Regions from separate parts of the Mus musculus genome. Here region 1 is linked to region 2. The links are chromatin loops, found by intact Hi-C in ENCODE. Cell type or tissue: left cerebral cortex. All regions are shown on one strand.

The links. A loop is a pair of places that touch in the nucleus more often than their neighbours do. Peaks named below come from ENCODE experiments on the same cell type or tissue, not always from the same donor. Only the 100,000 strongest peaks of a DNase experiment are listed, where the experiment ranks them.
Region 1: it touches region 2 in a loop (4-fold over the local background); 2 of 42 quality-filtered maps call a loop at or near these places.

Annotation. Positions count from the first base shown.
Region 1 is chr13:83,740,612-83,748,611 of GRCm38, reverse strand. It overlaps C130071C03Rik (RIKEN cDNA C130071C03 gene), which reads right to left. Exons shown (of 4, transcript NR_152245.1): 4 at 7,304-8,000. Among named protein-coding and RNA genes, the nearest start is that of Gm51268, 5.7 kb to the right of the region's middle. In left cerebral cortex, no CTCF peak of the experiment used is centred here; a DNase peak (open chromatin) is centred at 3,511; H3K4me3 peaks cover 2,721 bases; H3K27ac peaks cover 3,792 bases.
Region 2 is chr13:83,863,873-83,871,872 of GRCm38, reverse strand. No RefSeq gene overlaps it. Among named protein-coding and RNA genes, the nearest start is that of Gm52045, 15 kb to the left of the region's middle. In left cerebral cortex, no CTCF peak of the experiment used is centred here; DNase peaks (open chromatin) are centred at 2,738 and 3,875.

The sequences.
Region 1 (8,000 bases), 120 kb after region 2:
AACAATAAAAGCATAAATATTTTCCAATTTCAAGTTGCATTTTCTGCAGAAGAGCTTTTTATTGTATTAAATGCAATTTGAAAATTCAAAATTGAATTAGACAATCTGTAATGAAATAGCTCTAGTTGAGTATTAACTTTTAATAAACAAAGCCAAATTTCTATTTCCAGCAGTAAGAAAATCATTTAGTCAATTGTAATTGGTTAACATGAATAATTTTCACTTCATATATTCTAATGTGACAATATAGATCATAAGACTAAAGTCTAGAAGGGCAGAAATTTAAATTCTTTTTTTTTTTTTTTTTTTTTGTCCATGAGCATAGCATACTAATGGAGATAGGGTTCCCTGTTACAGAGGAAGCACACTTTCAGTTAACTCAGTCCTGGTATGGATTTTTCCTTAGCAGCTAGTTCATCTGAGACAAATTGGTAGAAATAGATACAGTGTTTGTACCCTGCTGTTGGAGTCACTGGGATTCCATGTTACATCTGCAAACTGAGACTTCAGGCTATAATTGAGCATGAGTCTCGTGTAGGAAATCTTCAGCTACATAGCAATTTCTAGTTTGATTCTAGAATAACTGAGCATCTCTGGTATTAATCTAATTGTGTACAAGTTGTCCAGTCATTTTATAAAGCAAGGCAAATGTTAATTTGTTAATTCCTACTTCCTTGCTGTGTAGCTATTTCCATGATTAAAGCCATTCATGGGGCATCTACTCTAAATTCTAAAGATCAAGATCTGTTTGTTTGTTCGTTTGCTTTTTTATTTGGGAAGGATATTTTACTCATGTAATCCCATCACTTCAGAACCTGAGACAGGAGAATTTCCGTTAGAAGCCAAGTTAGGCTCCATATTGAATTTCAGGTCATCATGGATTACAAAGTAAGATCTTGGTTCAAAAATAAATATTTTCCTATTCTTTTCAGATCCGTTTATCATCAATCAGTCATGGCCATAGTTTTGTATTTAAAGCTTTTAAACAGTTTTCATGCAATGCCACATACTGGTCTACACTGTAAACTTCACATACCTAGTGCTAGCCAGGAATAATTTAACACAGTACAGACAGCATGCATTTCAAGGATAATGCAATCAATTAAAATAATTTTAAGCAACTAACATCTATAAGATGTCTGCTTTTGAAAATGAAATGTCTAAAACCTATTGGGTGGGTTCTTCCTCAGTACTCTTATATTAATGCAACTGTAACAGGTTCCTTCATAATACTCACTGAATTAAAAATAAGAACTAAGTACACTTTTATTATTACCATACAAGAAATTTAGCCTTCACAGGAAGCTAGTTGGTAGAATCTGAATTTCAATGATATTAAACCTGTTATTGTCTTCAAGGAGACATTAATTCCAAATAGATTATAGAAGATTTTTTTCATTACAGTGGACCTGATAAATATATAAACTGTTTGAGATATTTATTCAGTGAAAATATTTCTTTTCATATATGTGGTTAATTTGTAAAGTAATAAATTTTATTCTATATGTTGATAGATTTTTTTTCTCTAAAAGACAAAGATTTAAAAGATGCTATGATTAATATTTGGCAACTTGTTTCTTGTAACATAATTGGGAAAGCATTGACGTTTTACCGTTTTGCTACTTCTCCATTCTACCTTCCTTTGCAGTGCTTCCTTAGCCACCATTTTGCAGGTTTACACCAGTTTTTACAGTGATCAGTAACTACAGTTATTTTCAATCTCACACTAGCAGTTAATGATAAAAGACAAACATTTTAACCTTGTTAAAAGCAGGGTTTAAATTTTTTTAAATGCCCAAAACTAATCTACAGTTAAAAATTATCCTGATAACTTGTTTTTTCAAGGCATATGCCTACTAAAGAAACTCATAAACACAAGGAGTCTGCCAGACAGCTACTTAGTGACAGAACCAGATGGGTATTGTTAGCTGTTTTAATAACGCAGCATTTTTTGAAGCATTTTCCCAGGGTTATTTCTAATTTGCCCTGTCATATAAAAGTCACAAACTCCTTTAAAACAATAATCAATTTGAAACTTATGTCAAGAGGTTATTAGTAATACTCTGATAAATTTACCTTTGAAATACTACCCTGGATTATCTTTTTCAAAGTAGCTGGCCTTGGCACTACAAATAGACCGGCAACCAGGAAGTCATCATTTTGGGGGATCTGAAAGCCCCACCCCCACCCCACCCCATCCCACCCCGGGCATACAACAACTTTCACACCTGTGGACAACAAAATGAAAACTGCTCTACAAGTTGGCCAATACCCTTCGATGTGTGTCATTATTATCACATGAACAAGCACACCAGTGTGCTTAGGACTTCTCTTGGTGGTCTTGCTCATTTTCCAACAGTAAGACCCACCATAGCCTTCCAGGACTATTGACTGTCACCTAAAGCAACATTTAAAGATGCTCCTATTGTCTGCCCAGTTCACTCATCCAAGGCCTCCCTCTTTTTTAGGATCATCGAAGGGTCTAAGACCCGGACCTGAGCCAAGGGAGGTGGATTTAGGCCAGTTAGAGTTAAGATGGTATCATTAGCTGCGCACAGCGTGACTTCCCCTTAATCCTGTCTGCATCTTACAACAAGTTTAAATGTCCATGCATGATGTTATTAACTGGCTTTAGTAAGTGCTTAAGACCCCGATTTTTTTTTAAAGTAAACTCTGAGCAAGTTCTACTGTATCCACCCAACAGAGATAAATAATTGCAGCAAATCTGATGCTGTGAAGATGCCCCAAGTTCCTGTTGGTTCGTTGGTGCGACTCCTGGAGAGGTCCTAAGTGGGTGCTCCCTGAACCCAAGTCCAGGACCACCCTGTACCAATTTTTTCTGATGAGGGTTGAGGGATCCTTTTCTGTCAGCAGCAACCCACTAACTTAAAAAAAAAGTATGAGGAGATAGAGGGGACACAATCATGAAACCTGAACTATTGAGGGCAAGGGTAAGCAGAGGTAGAAAAGCTCAGTAGAGAACCCCTTTAACCCTAAAGAGCCGACCAGACAAGTAAGAGGCTCTGGGGCAGAAAACATCTGCCTGCCAGAAACCCTTGTCCAAAATAGACTAACCCCCAACACCACCCTATCCGCAAACACAACTCAAGGATTCCTAAGCAAATGAACACTGGAGAGGCACAAGCAAGGCCAGGACCCTGGTAACCTGCCAAGGGACAAGCAAATCACATTCAGCATCCCCTATAGATGCTCTCAGCCTGCCGGGCAGAGGAGGGGCGGCCTGGACTACACAGCCCGGTGGGGTCTTCAACCTTCCCGCGGCGGGGTGCGAGCACGTGAGCTCCGCGAACCAGGGAGACTTCCCACCCGGTCACCCGAACCTCAGCGCGCCCCTCGCCTCTCCCGCGCACCAGCCGGGAGCGCGCGCGCCGGCGCACTAGCTCCAGCAGCTAGGGCAGCCGGTCTCCCGGGAAACACCAATCAGACGCTAGCTTTCTGTCGCCCGCCGCGAGTAGCGGCAGCTCAGGGAGGACTCAGGCTGTTGGCCGGTGCTGACGGGCCTTGTGATGCCCAGCGGCGAACCTGCAGCCTCAGCCATTGCCACTGCCTGGCCCAGCCAGTTCTGCAGCCAGTCACAGCCTGCTGTCTGCTCCATACACCGCCCACACCAAGCACCTTGAGAGGCGAAGCCTGGCTATTTTTAGATCTCTGGACTGCGTTGTGCAGACTCTGAGCTAAAATCCAGTCAAACCATCAAGCCCGATATGGTTCAGAACTCCCTGTTTCTCTGAATAAAGTCGATTATCTGTACTTTTTAAACTCTACCCCCTGTGGTCTGGCAGTTGGCTGCAAAGCAGAAAGCCACATGCTTGTACCTCAAAAGATGGCCATCATCTTTCTAAGGTAGTCTACTAACTCTGGCCTGCAGCCCTGTTTGAGAACAATCAAATATTCCTTAGTAGCAATCACAACTATATGCTTTTAATTTCCATTCAGTATTTTAGGTTAATTTCACAGGAAAGTAGAGCAGAGAAGGTGAAATAAGTTCTCTAGGCAAATAGGAATGGATGATTCTGCTGCGGCTTGTTTAACTTGGAGGGGGCGGGGGGGGGGCGGTGAACAGAATAACAGGATAACAAAGCCATCCATTAATCCGGAGACACTGAAGAACGGCCTTACATGCTCCATTGTTGTAAGATCTATTTAACAGTCTCAAAGTACTGGTAAGACAATTGACCTAGTATTACAAATATCTTTTACTGAACAACTTTAATTCTAGTTTTTAATCACAAGGGACATTTATTCTTTGTCGTTCATTTCACAGCCACCACCCAGAATCCAACATAACATAGTGTGTTTTATTTTAGCAAATTTAGGAAAATGTGAGTCACTGGAGGATATAAAATGACCTCCAGGAATAGTTGCATATGCCTTTAATGCCAGCTCTCAAAAGGCAGGCAGATCTGTGAGTTCAAGGGTAGTCTGGTCTACAGAGGGAGTTACAGGGCAGCAAGAGCTATACAGAGAAACGCTATCGAAGAAGAAGACGGAGAAGGAGAAGGAGAAGGAGAAGGAGAAGGAGAAGGAGAAGGAGAAGGAGAAGGAGAAGGAGAAGGAGAAGAAGGAGGAGGAGGAGGAAGAAGAAGAAGAAAAAGAAGAAGACGAGGAGGAGGAAGGGGGAGGAGGGGGGAGGAGGGGAGGAGGAGGAGGAGGAGGAGGAGGAGGAGGAGGAGGAGGAGGAGGAGGAGGAGGAGGAGGAGGAGGAGGAGGAGGAAATAAGTATCAACGTTCTGAAGCCACAATGGTATTTCCACAGGTTACGCATAGGAAAACAGATGTGCACATCGTTTTTATTCACTATCTAGCCACTTTGTTCATTTTTATTTTATTTTATTTTATTTTATTTTATTTTATTTTATTTTATGTGTATGGCTATTTTGCTTGTAAGCTTGTCTGTGTACCACGTCTGTGCCTGGTGCCCAAGAAGTCTGAAGAAAGCATCAGATGTCCTGGAACTGGAGTTACAGATGGTTGTGAGCTGCCATGTGGGTGCTAGGAATTGGACCTTGGTCCTCTGGAAGAGCAACAAGTACTCTTAACCAGTGAAGCATCTCTCCAGCCCCCATCTAGCCACTTAAAAAAAAAAAACACCCTTTTAAACATAAAAGTTCTTAAAATGTTTACGTAGTCTATGAATAGAAAGTGGTTTTCAATTTGAAATGTAAGCATTCTCATCTCATTATTTAAATGAATTTTATATTATCATCAAACAACACAAAATCACATTAGAATTTTACATATTTTCAAATAAGAAAGTCATATAAATTCTTAAAATAAACATAAAGAACACTATTAATACAAAATGTAATGCTTTAAGAAGACCTGAAGAAAAGCTATTTTGAAAAAAGCATTCCATTTTTAATATAAATAGTGTATTTATTTTATTATTATACATATTCATAGCAACTTCAGAAAATGAAAGGCACTGAAAAACATACTCATGCCTATTTTGCCAAGATTATAGACATCTTCTATATATCTATGTTTTAACTTCTATTCAATTTCTATCTTTGTTGTTGGGTTGGATTTTTTTTTTCTGTGTTTAATGATATATGCCTTATAATTTGATTATTGAGTGACTTTTCACTGTTAGTTTGTAACATCACAAAATAAAGCAAGGGAAATAAGTTGCCTATAGCTTTACATTCACTTTTAGAGCTATCATTTGATCATCCTCTTTTTAAATATTTTACTAAAATATTCTAAATGTCAAAGACTGCAGTTGGTGTTCCTATTTAGGAATACACACACACACAAATACCTTTGACATTGGGAACTCAGATGTGTTATTCAGCAAAATGGCAGTTATTCGCTGTTTTGCACTTACATGTGAAGAACTTGGTGATACAATAGCAAAACTGCAAAGTCAATTATACTTAAAATAGACATCTCAATAAAGCGTGAACCATCAGCTTCTTTTACTCTTTCTGAACTGTTCTGTTACTCTTTTCTGTTTACAGTCAAATAAATCATGTGAACATTAGCCTGAAAGATAACTGATTGATACACGTGTGTAAAAACTCTTAGAAACTATAAAAAGAAAGTGTACAGGGCACTAGAATACACTCGTAAGCTCTTGTGTGTCTTGGGAAATATACTTCTATGGTGTTCATTTACAGTGTCTGTCCATCACCAGTCAAACTTGGAAAGAGTAGTATGCTGAAACTCAAAGCAAAATTTAAGTTGGAGTCACACTAACAGCTTCTAAGCAGAACTACAGCAATAAAAACCAATTGGAGTCCGTTTATGCTCAATCAGACTTTCAGACTGAAGTGGATATTTGTTTTTAATTTATTTTAATTACACAAGAAGCAGTTTTAGAACTTCAACATCCAAGTAATGAACTCCACTCTTCAACTAGACCTGTGTCCTGAATGTCTCATCAGCAAATTAAAATGTTTGTCTAGATAAAATAACTTCGTAATGAGTTCTCTTATTTCTTCTCATTTCTTTTTGTATTTTCTGCAATGTAACCCCTTGCAATGATATTAGTTCTAGTGTGGGAAAATATTATAATTGAGATCTGGTAAGTTATTTGCAGACTTCAAGTTTTTCTTTACACTGTGCTGACATTTAGTACAGCCCTGGTGAGGAAAACAATACAGCCATTCATAGCCCTAGACGTAGATTTCAATCGACTTAGACGGGCACAATGAAACTTGGTCATTCACTGGTTACCCATATTGTGTTCTCAAATTTTCTCTCAGCAAAAGTATAATGACTCAGTATTGTATGGTTGCATAGACAAGGGCTAGGAACAAGAGACACTAGTTTTGTCTGACGGTGTGAGAAAGTCGTGAAGGGATCTTTTCTTCCAGATGGTGTTAAATTCAGCTGCCTTTTTAACATTGGCCTTGCACAGCAATCTGCTGCTCTCCTTTCACAAAGCCTGCCTTGGTTCCCACTAGTTAACATGCATACTCACGCAACCTGCAACTTCACTCCAACTGGTTTACAATGCAGTGGTATGCTAAATAAACTTGATCCGGTTTCTGCCAATGTTAAAACTAGCTTTCAAAGAACTACTTAACTGATAGTTACACTGCTTTTGACTTCAATGTGCGTGCCTTCGGAATATTTCAAATTTTAAAGAAATATCACCTTATGATAAGGTCACTGTAGAGATTATCTTGGACACCATTAGACTCATGCTTAGATATGGTACCTCCTTCAACACACACAAATAAAACAAAATGTCAGAAGTTTGATGTGTAATAGAAAAAAAGAAAATCTGGGACATGTTGCAGCAGGAGCAGTGGGACAGCAAAAAGTAAAATGAAAATAACATTGAAATGTATTTTTATTGATCGATAAGTTATGTAACATTAGTATGATACAAAGCAAGTTGGATATGACAATGGCAAACACATAATTTTAATATTGTTTATTTTCCTTAGATGTTATAGTTAACATATTTACATAAACGACCCAAGATGTAGGCAAAAACTTCAGTAATGTGACTCCATTGAGAGCTTTGAGTAAACAATAGGTTTCCCCAGCAAACATCTTATTGCCTTAATTGAACCTCCTTGAGAAAGAAAAGCACACACTTTGTAATGTAAATGTTAATTGTAGTAGACAATGGTTCTAGGTAAATAGCACCCCTGGACATGAAGCAAATGAAAGGAATACAGGCACTTAACAATGAAAGCTTGTTTGCACAAACAGTGCTTCCAAGGTAAATAAGCAAGGGTCTTCTCGACTGCCTCTACAGCAGTCAAACTTTGGCACGTGTACAGCGGCCAAACTGAGAAGTTGTGTTATTAAAGTCTCTTGGCTTTTCTAAATGAAACTACCAGTGGCTTTACAGGTTTCTCTGGTGTCAATCTTACAAGAAGTTGAAGCTATAAAGAAAAATGTACTGTCCCTGAAGAAAACTTATGCATTTGGGAGTGTCAGTAATTTAGGCCATATGAAAGAAAAGAAGCAATTTTGGAATTTTTTTTCTCATTGCAATGCTTGTATTTATGTGCAAATGC
Region 2 (8,000 bases):
ACAGAACTATTTGGCAAACATAGTCCACCAATTTTATTAAGTGTAGGGACCTGAAACACTAATCTCTTTGGAGCATATTTGAATTTTGTTCTAAGTGAGTTGCACCTCTTGGAGACTTGCACATTATCTTTATCTCGGTGACTAATTAGGACTCGCTTGACAATTTCATATTTACAATGATTATGAAGTAGGAATCCTTTTTCTTGTTCAGACTGTTTGTCATGAATACTGTATAGTAATAGTTACATTGAAGACATAGAGACTCCCACAATATGATTGAGTGGCAGCTTAAGTTTAAGCTGAGTAAACGTGAATGGTATCAAGATGTCTCAATAGAGGGGCAATTATTATCCACTTCTCATGCCATCACTAAAAACAACAAAATAACTGTTCATTCAAGTCATTATATCAGCCATATTTTTAAATGTACTAACAATAAAGTCACTAAAAGTTGGCTTGATTGAAAATGTCACTCCTCATTCCAATCAAACAAATTCAGAATTCTCTTTTTCTCGGGCAAACACTTTCATGATTCCAGGTTGAGGATCAAACCTTTACAGTTAAATATTGTACAGTATTTTGTTACTAAAGCAATACCAGAATACTCTCTAAAGAATCAGCAGGACCTATTGTTTGAGGGTATTGCTAGTAAAAAATGACAAGGGTGGATACTGGGACATTGATCCAGAGGTTGTTGGAAGAAGCTATTTTGTACCACATATGTATAATTGTATGTTAAATCATTAAATATCATTGTTTATTGCTTAGAAATAATTCCTTATGAAAATACATTAAACGTTTGCCCCTTGTTAAGGTCCCAGTTTGATTAATAAACAAATCTTCTGGTATAGTAAACCCAAAACATAACAATGTTGTTAAAAGATTCACCTTTGTAGTGGGATGTTTTCTAAAGTGCCACTTTCAGCAAACACAGTTTCTTTCGATATACATGTATAACACAAACTAAAGAATTGATGCAATCATCCAAATAATTCAAGGGTAAAATACATGTGCTTCAACTATTTATTGCAAGGAAAAGTGAAGGATTTAGCATGAACTGTACAAAGGACTGTCTTGATTTTCTTCACTTTTCATGTGCAGACCTAGTTTACAATAATATTTGTCAACATTTGAAACTTATACATATATAATGCTGAAGTATCTCTCCACAGAAGATGACCACCACTCTTCTCATAGCAATGATTTATACTCTTTGGTTGTACTCATGTTTAGTTGAGTTAGACTCTGTGTGTGTGTGTGTGTGTGTGTGTGTGTGTGTGTGTGTGTGTGTGTGTGTGTTGTGTGTGTGTGTGTGTGTGTGTGTGCGCGCGCGTGTGTGTACATGTGTATGTGTGCAAATTAAATTGAGGTAAAACTAAATAGACTCATCATGTTCATTTATTAACTGCTTGGTTAATAAATAGATTCATATAAATGATACATTAAGTTTCAGAAAAGAGGTTCTTTAATATAGCCTTTCTAAAATTTTATTAATAAATATTTCTGAATATAGCCATAAATTAATTTGTATACATTTACATTTATAGTGAAATAGAAAAACTTTTGAGAGATGTTCTATATTGTACACATTTAAGACTGTTTTACAGTTAGTAAAACATCCATAAAGAAATCAAATATCAGAATTCATTTTCAAAAGTTTCATTGACACAATAAAAATTCAAATATGTGTCAGATTTTACACTGTTTCTTCCATGTTCCACATAGATGACATTTGAATTATTCTACCTTTTGTTTATTAAATGTACAAAGTATATTTTCAACCCATTTGAAAACTCTCTTCTGTTTATTAACACATGAGGACTCTTAGCTCTCTCCTGGGTTTACATAATTTCAACTTGCAGTCTTTACTTTAGCCACATAGAAAAGCATTCCAGAAAGAAGAAAGCAGCTGGTCATGTTTCTTCATCCTGGTACTGTGTCAGAACATGTTTTGTTCAATACTAGAAATTAAATCTTGATTCAGTTAAAATATCACTAGCAAGTTGGACTATAAGTGTTTTACTGGACAAACAGTGTCTAAATATTAAAAGACATCCAAATATTGTTTAAATCTATTTAGCCATGAAAATGAACTTTATGGGTTATATATTTAGCAGATGGGCTCATGTGAAACATTCATTTGTAATTTTCTTGTTTTGTAAAACATTATGCAATTGAAGCTTACAGTATGACCAAAATTCACTCTATCCCCATAGAAACACATGGAACAGAAACAGAATTAAGCATCTCAGAGTATTTTACTTCCCCAATGTTGTTTTAATTCGTTCAGAAAAATCAAATGTCTGTCTTTAAATTTATTTATGAAAACTCAACTTCCAGAGTCAAATGAATACATTTTATATAAACACTGAGCGAGGCCTTGATAGATACTTTCCTTTGGAAATGCTAAGGAGCAAAATATAATAATTTGGTGGCAAACATCTGTCTGTTAATCATATAAGATAAATTCATAAGAAATACAGGAAAGATATTTATTTACTGTTACTGCTAAGCCAGTCTTTATTTATCTTGGAAGATTTTTCATCTATGAGTGGAAAACAAACTTTCCTTCAAGAGGTCTGTGAACCGAATAATAAATGTCAGGTCTAAATCCTGTATGAAAATCAGTCCGGTTTAATCCTGGATATTCCTCAGCATGCAAATGAAGACTAGAGGTTTCCCTGGGCCCGCTGTCATACAGGCAGCCAATTTACAGACCCTGGCACAGTGTATGTGTTATGGGCTCAGCTGCCCCTCCCCCTAGCCTAAGACTTGGTCTCAGCTGCCTGCCTTTCACAGAAAACCACAAACCAAGGAAACATATCAGTAATAGCGCCCTGTAAATTAACTTGACATTTGATGCAGAAAAAACCCTAAAAGCTTACAAAAGACATTGAAAACAAAAGCCACTCAGGACTCACACTACATATATTGTGGATTTAAGAGATCTGGAAGGTGGTTATTCTATTGTAACCAACATATACAGCCTTCTTCTTCTTTGTTAAGACAATTCAGTCATTCTTTGTTACAAGCAGACTATCCGTCAAACAAGAAAACAATGTTTTCCACAAAAACTACTTAGAAGTCCAACTAGTATTATAATCATTATTCAATCAGTGACTGAATTTACATTAAAAATTAAAGTTACGCATTCCTACTGTTTAATAAGAAGATAAAATGTGGGTATATGTTTCCTCAAGAAATAGGACATATTAATGCTTCTAACATGTAAATAATGTAAGACTCATTGCAAAATGGTGTGAATATTACTGAATATGGGATATTTACAAATATTGTGTGTCTTAAAATTGTACCATTCAAGGGATTTCATTCTCCTCATGCTTCAAAAACTCCAAATGCTTTCTATAACAAATATAGATATATGCATATACAGAGATATATAGATACATACACATAAACACACATATGCATATATATGTATATATATGTGTGTGTGTGTATATGTGTGTGTGTGTGTGTGTGTGTGTGTGTGTGTGTGTGTGTGTGTGTGTGGTTCAAAGGAGGACTGTTGATAAAATATTAAATGGTTCTTTGACATCAGCTGTGGCATGAGGCTAGAGCAAGGCACAGAACACATTTAAGCCATTAGACATGCAGGAATGTTACCATTATTATGCAGTATTGTGTCTGGCTATGCCTGCCTCTCTCTCTCTCTCTCTCTCTCTCTCTCTCTCTCTCTCTCTCTCTCTCTCTCTCTCTCTCTCTCTCTCCTCCCCCCAATCTCTGTCTCTTTCTCTCTCCTTACCTCCCTCCCTCTTTTTTTTCTTATACCCTCCTCCCAACCTTCTACGACTTTCTCTGTACTCTCCCTCCCTCAGCAGGGCTTGCTATACTGAACATTACAAATTCTGGTCTTAGAGTCTACAAGTACAGAACCACACTAGTGAAAATGCGTAATCTTAGCATCTGTGCTTTTTGATATTCATGGATTTATTTACAAGTCCCTGTGTTCCACTCTTTTCGCCCTTTCTACGGCTTATATTACTGTCATGCCTATATTCTTGTGGGAATTTCAAATAAGAATCAAGATATACTTGGCAAATGTTCTATAATGTTGTGTGCATCTCCATAATTTAGTTGTTTCTTAAACAGGAAAAAATTTAAAAAGGTTTATGGATTTATGGATATATGAAGAGTATTTTGATTGTTTTTTTAATACTTTAACTGCTCAAGGTTTGGCTTGTAACAATGGATGTAATAAAATAAATTTATGTACATATATATGCTTGTGTATATGTAAATACACCTAAAATAAAAAATTTCATAAACCTGGGTCAAATTTACTAATTAAGCTCACTATATTCACATTTGGTAGCATTTAAGATATTTCACAGAAAGGTTCAAAGGTAAAAGTTCAGCATTTTATCCCTCGTCTAGATATAACACTTAAATATTTACAAAGCAAGGAGTAGTCAAGCTCCTGTTACCCTAGCCCTCAGCATACAGACCAGACACATCCCTGCATGCAGCTCATTTAACAGAAGCCCTCTAGAGCACATTACAAGTGCAAGAAGATTTGTTTTCTTTTCTGTTTGATATGAAGAAAATGATTTTGAATAATTTAATTAGCACCATAGCCAGAAATTTCACTTAATTTACAATAATCTTCCTCTAGTAGATATACTCCTCTAACATAAAAGAATTTCACCTTGAAATTATCAATGCATTTGTTTTTTTAGAGATTAATATTCACTACTATAATATAAAATTGAAATCATAGAAGTCCATGTGTATGCTTTACTGTTTATAGCTCCAATTTAATTACTATATGTTAAGCTACCTGGACAGTGAAATGAATTTATGGATATGTTTTGAGACAGTAATATTTTGGAACAGCATAAGAGAAAAAAATGGGATTGTGAGGACATTGCATTCAATGGTCTCAATGCTAATATTCTTGGCAATTCATACTCTAGGGAGAGAAAATGTTAAATATGAGAACATTATGATAAAGGCTTGTTATCGTCCTAAAGTGTAGGGTGTATAAAACACTCACATTTTCACGTGTATAGTTATAACATTTGCTAAGCAGCATAGATTATTAAGAAGATTCATTCCTTTTTTGGAAAAGGAGGGGAGAAATTTACAGACAAGCACTAAGCTATTCTGTTTAACACAACTCTGTCTAGTTGATTGTAAAGTACATCTGTAGTGTTTTTCCAAAGTCCCACACCAACAGCAAATAATTTACAGCTCAAAGTATTTTTTAGCAGATACTCATTTTATTAAGAGTCAATAAGGTAGGTTGTACCGAAAGATATCCATGCATTTGCAATTCATATTGTTGCTGTGTTTCTATTGTGTTCTGAGCTTCCATCATGGCTGGGAGATGGGAAGCTGGCATGCAGTACACAAGCGGAAGACAGAAAGCCCCAAATAAAGACTTAGAGCATTTTCCCTAATTATGTCTAATTATGACCACCTTTCTTACCATGCCCCTACCACACTGGGGCACAGGAGTGGAAAGTGATAGGAAAAGGATTATTATAAGTGCAGATCAGATTCATACTTAGCAACATTAGTGATTATTTTGGTCTAGAGGATGATGTTTCGTGCTGGACTGCCAAGCGCCTCAGTCTACCCATTCAAAGAGATGACAGAAAATGAATCTGAAAGTGCAGGCATTAAACATTTAAATTCTCTACTCTCTGGTCATTATACGACTGTCATATTTTACACCTTCCCCTCCCCCTCCCTGCTTTTGCTGATTTGACTTCATTTACATTGGCTCATTATGCATCTGGTCTTTGTTCTACTGAAAGGGACACAGTACAGTGACAAAGCAAAACTAGGATGTCGGCTGCAATAATTTTTCTGATTTAAAAATTAGGTTTCAGTACTTAAATTTACATTTAATTCCCCAACACTGTTTAAACTGGAGGTGAGATTTTTTTTCATATGTGATAATTATAAAATATATGCAGTGATTTTAAAAGTACTTCAAATTACCTGAAAATGTCATTAAGAAATGACATTTAAGATCTTTTATAACAAATATTCTCCTGCTCTGTAGCCAAGATTATCGTATTATAAGCATTAAGTTGTTCTTTCCAAGCTTGCCTGGACCACTATGTAGGCCCAAGAAACAAGGTTTTATCTATTTTATATTAACTTCATTGTTTAGATCAGTCCCTTATGGACCTTATTTTAATATATCAAACAACAAAGGTAATATCAATCCTTAAAAAAAAAATTCCTGCTTTCCATTTCTTGCAATTAAAAAAGAGTTTCTGATTTACAAACCAAATTTTCATTAAAGGGAAGTCCTAGCTGACCGATCACACAGAAAAATATGAAAGTTACATTGAGCTTTAAATGTCTATCCTCATGAGAGTGAACACAATCTTTTCATTTGTTACAACCAATGGAGACATGGGATTAATCTAATACAGCCTAATTAAATACCCATTCACACATGAGGGTTTTAATGGGATAGTGGTAAGAATGCTACTTTGTATTTCAGTTATATTTGCATTTATTTGTGGTGGGACAACAGATGATTTTAAATGCAAAGAAAAAATTAATATCAGTGAGCATGATTTTTTTTGTCATTCCCAACCAAGGTAATTGCCATAAGTAAAATTTTATTTTGTTCCCTTTTGTGTTTTGACCTAGTTTTTTTTCTAAATTTTGCTACAGTTACAAATGTGTAATCATGATCATAATGCCTACACATCTGGGGCACCATCTTTGAAGAAAAGAGCATCATATTGTCTTGGCTCAGTTAATGACTCATTTTGTGACCTCTGGCTTCTCCCCTAACCTGTTTATGCTTTTATTTTTTTTCATCTATGGAAAAGGAATATTTGTCCATTATGTACTCCTACTGAGATTCTGCAAAGTTTAATTAGAATAAAAGATTACTCTTAGGAAGGAAGTATCTTATAAAGGCAAGCTTCCTTTTCATTGATTAATTTTTACTACACTAGAAGAAAATGCATTGTTGCATATTTGTCTGTGTTCAGCCAATCTCTCTCTCTCTCTCTCTCTCTCTCTCTCTCTCTCTCTCTCTCTCTCTCTCTCTCTTACTATTTTAAGTTTGGGACTTTGATCCTAAAATTAATAAAAATAAAACACAAATAAATACTTAGTTGGGTTTCTTGGAGGTAGGAGCAATCACCCACATCTTGGCAATTTATATCACATAATCTTGTTATCATCTGCAAGATATTTCTGTAAGCTTAATTGGTTTTGGAAAATAGCTTTTATAGTAAAAAAAAAAAAGTAGTCAATATAGTAGCATTTAGAGGGAGTGCAGATGCAGGAAGATTAGAAATTCAGTGAAGAGTTCTTACCAGAGTTGAATCCCAAGGGAAAAAGTAAATAGAGGTTTCATGTCTATAGTTATTTAAGAATAGCTTGATATTTTGGATACTAGACATTTTGTTTATTAGCTAACATGTACCTTTAATGTAAAAAATTGTATAAAATGTTATCAGTTGAGTGTTTAACTAAGCTAGCTTAAAAGATGGCATCTCAATGACATTCCAGAATATTCTCTAGACATATGCAACCATGTTGTCATTTTTATGATTAAAATGATATTATTTAATGTATTTGTACTTTGGCTGGATAATATAAAAATGAGTCTTCCTCGATCCAAATTTAGTTTCACAGCATTTGATCACAGTTTCTTGAAATCTGGGACACATCAGCATCGTGCACAAATCTAAAAATGTATTCTATCCATTATTCCACATGTGTCCCTTTAATGAGTGTTCGTTCATTACAGAATATGTAACATCATTATCTTATCTAATTCTTGAGACCAGAAAACAAATAGGTTTACGGTTAACTAGAGTGATAACTTTTACGAACCTCTGGCTATGATCAACAACTTTGGCAATTTAACACAAAAGAATTAGATACACATATCAACGACTGTTGGAATGGCGGGCAACACTACAGTTAACTAATATTGCATGGCCCTCCCTAAGGAGAATTAAAATTATGCTCTCATGAACTCAGGCTAAGATATA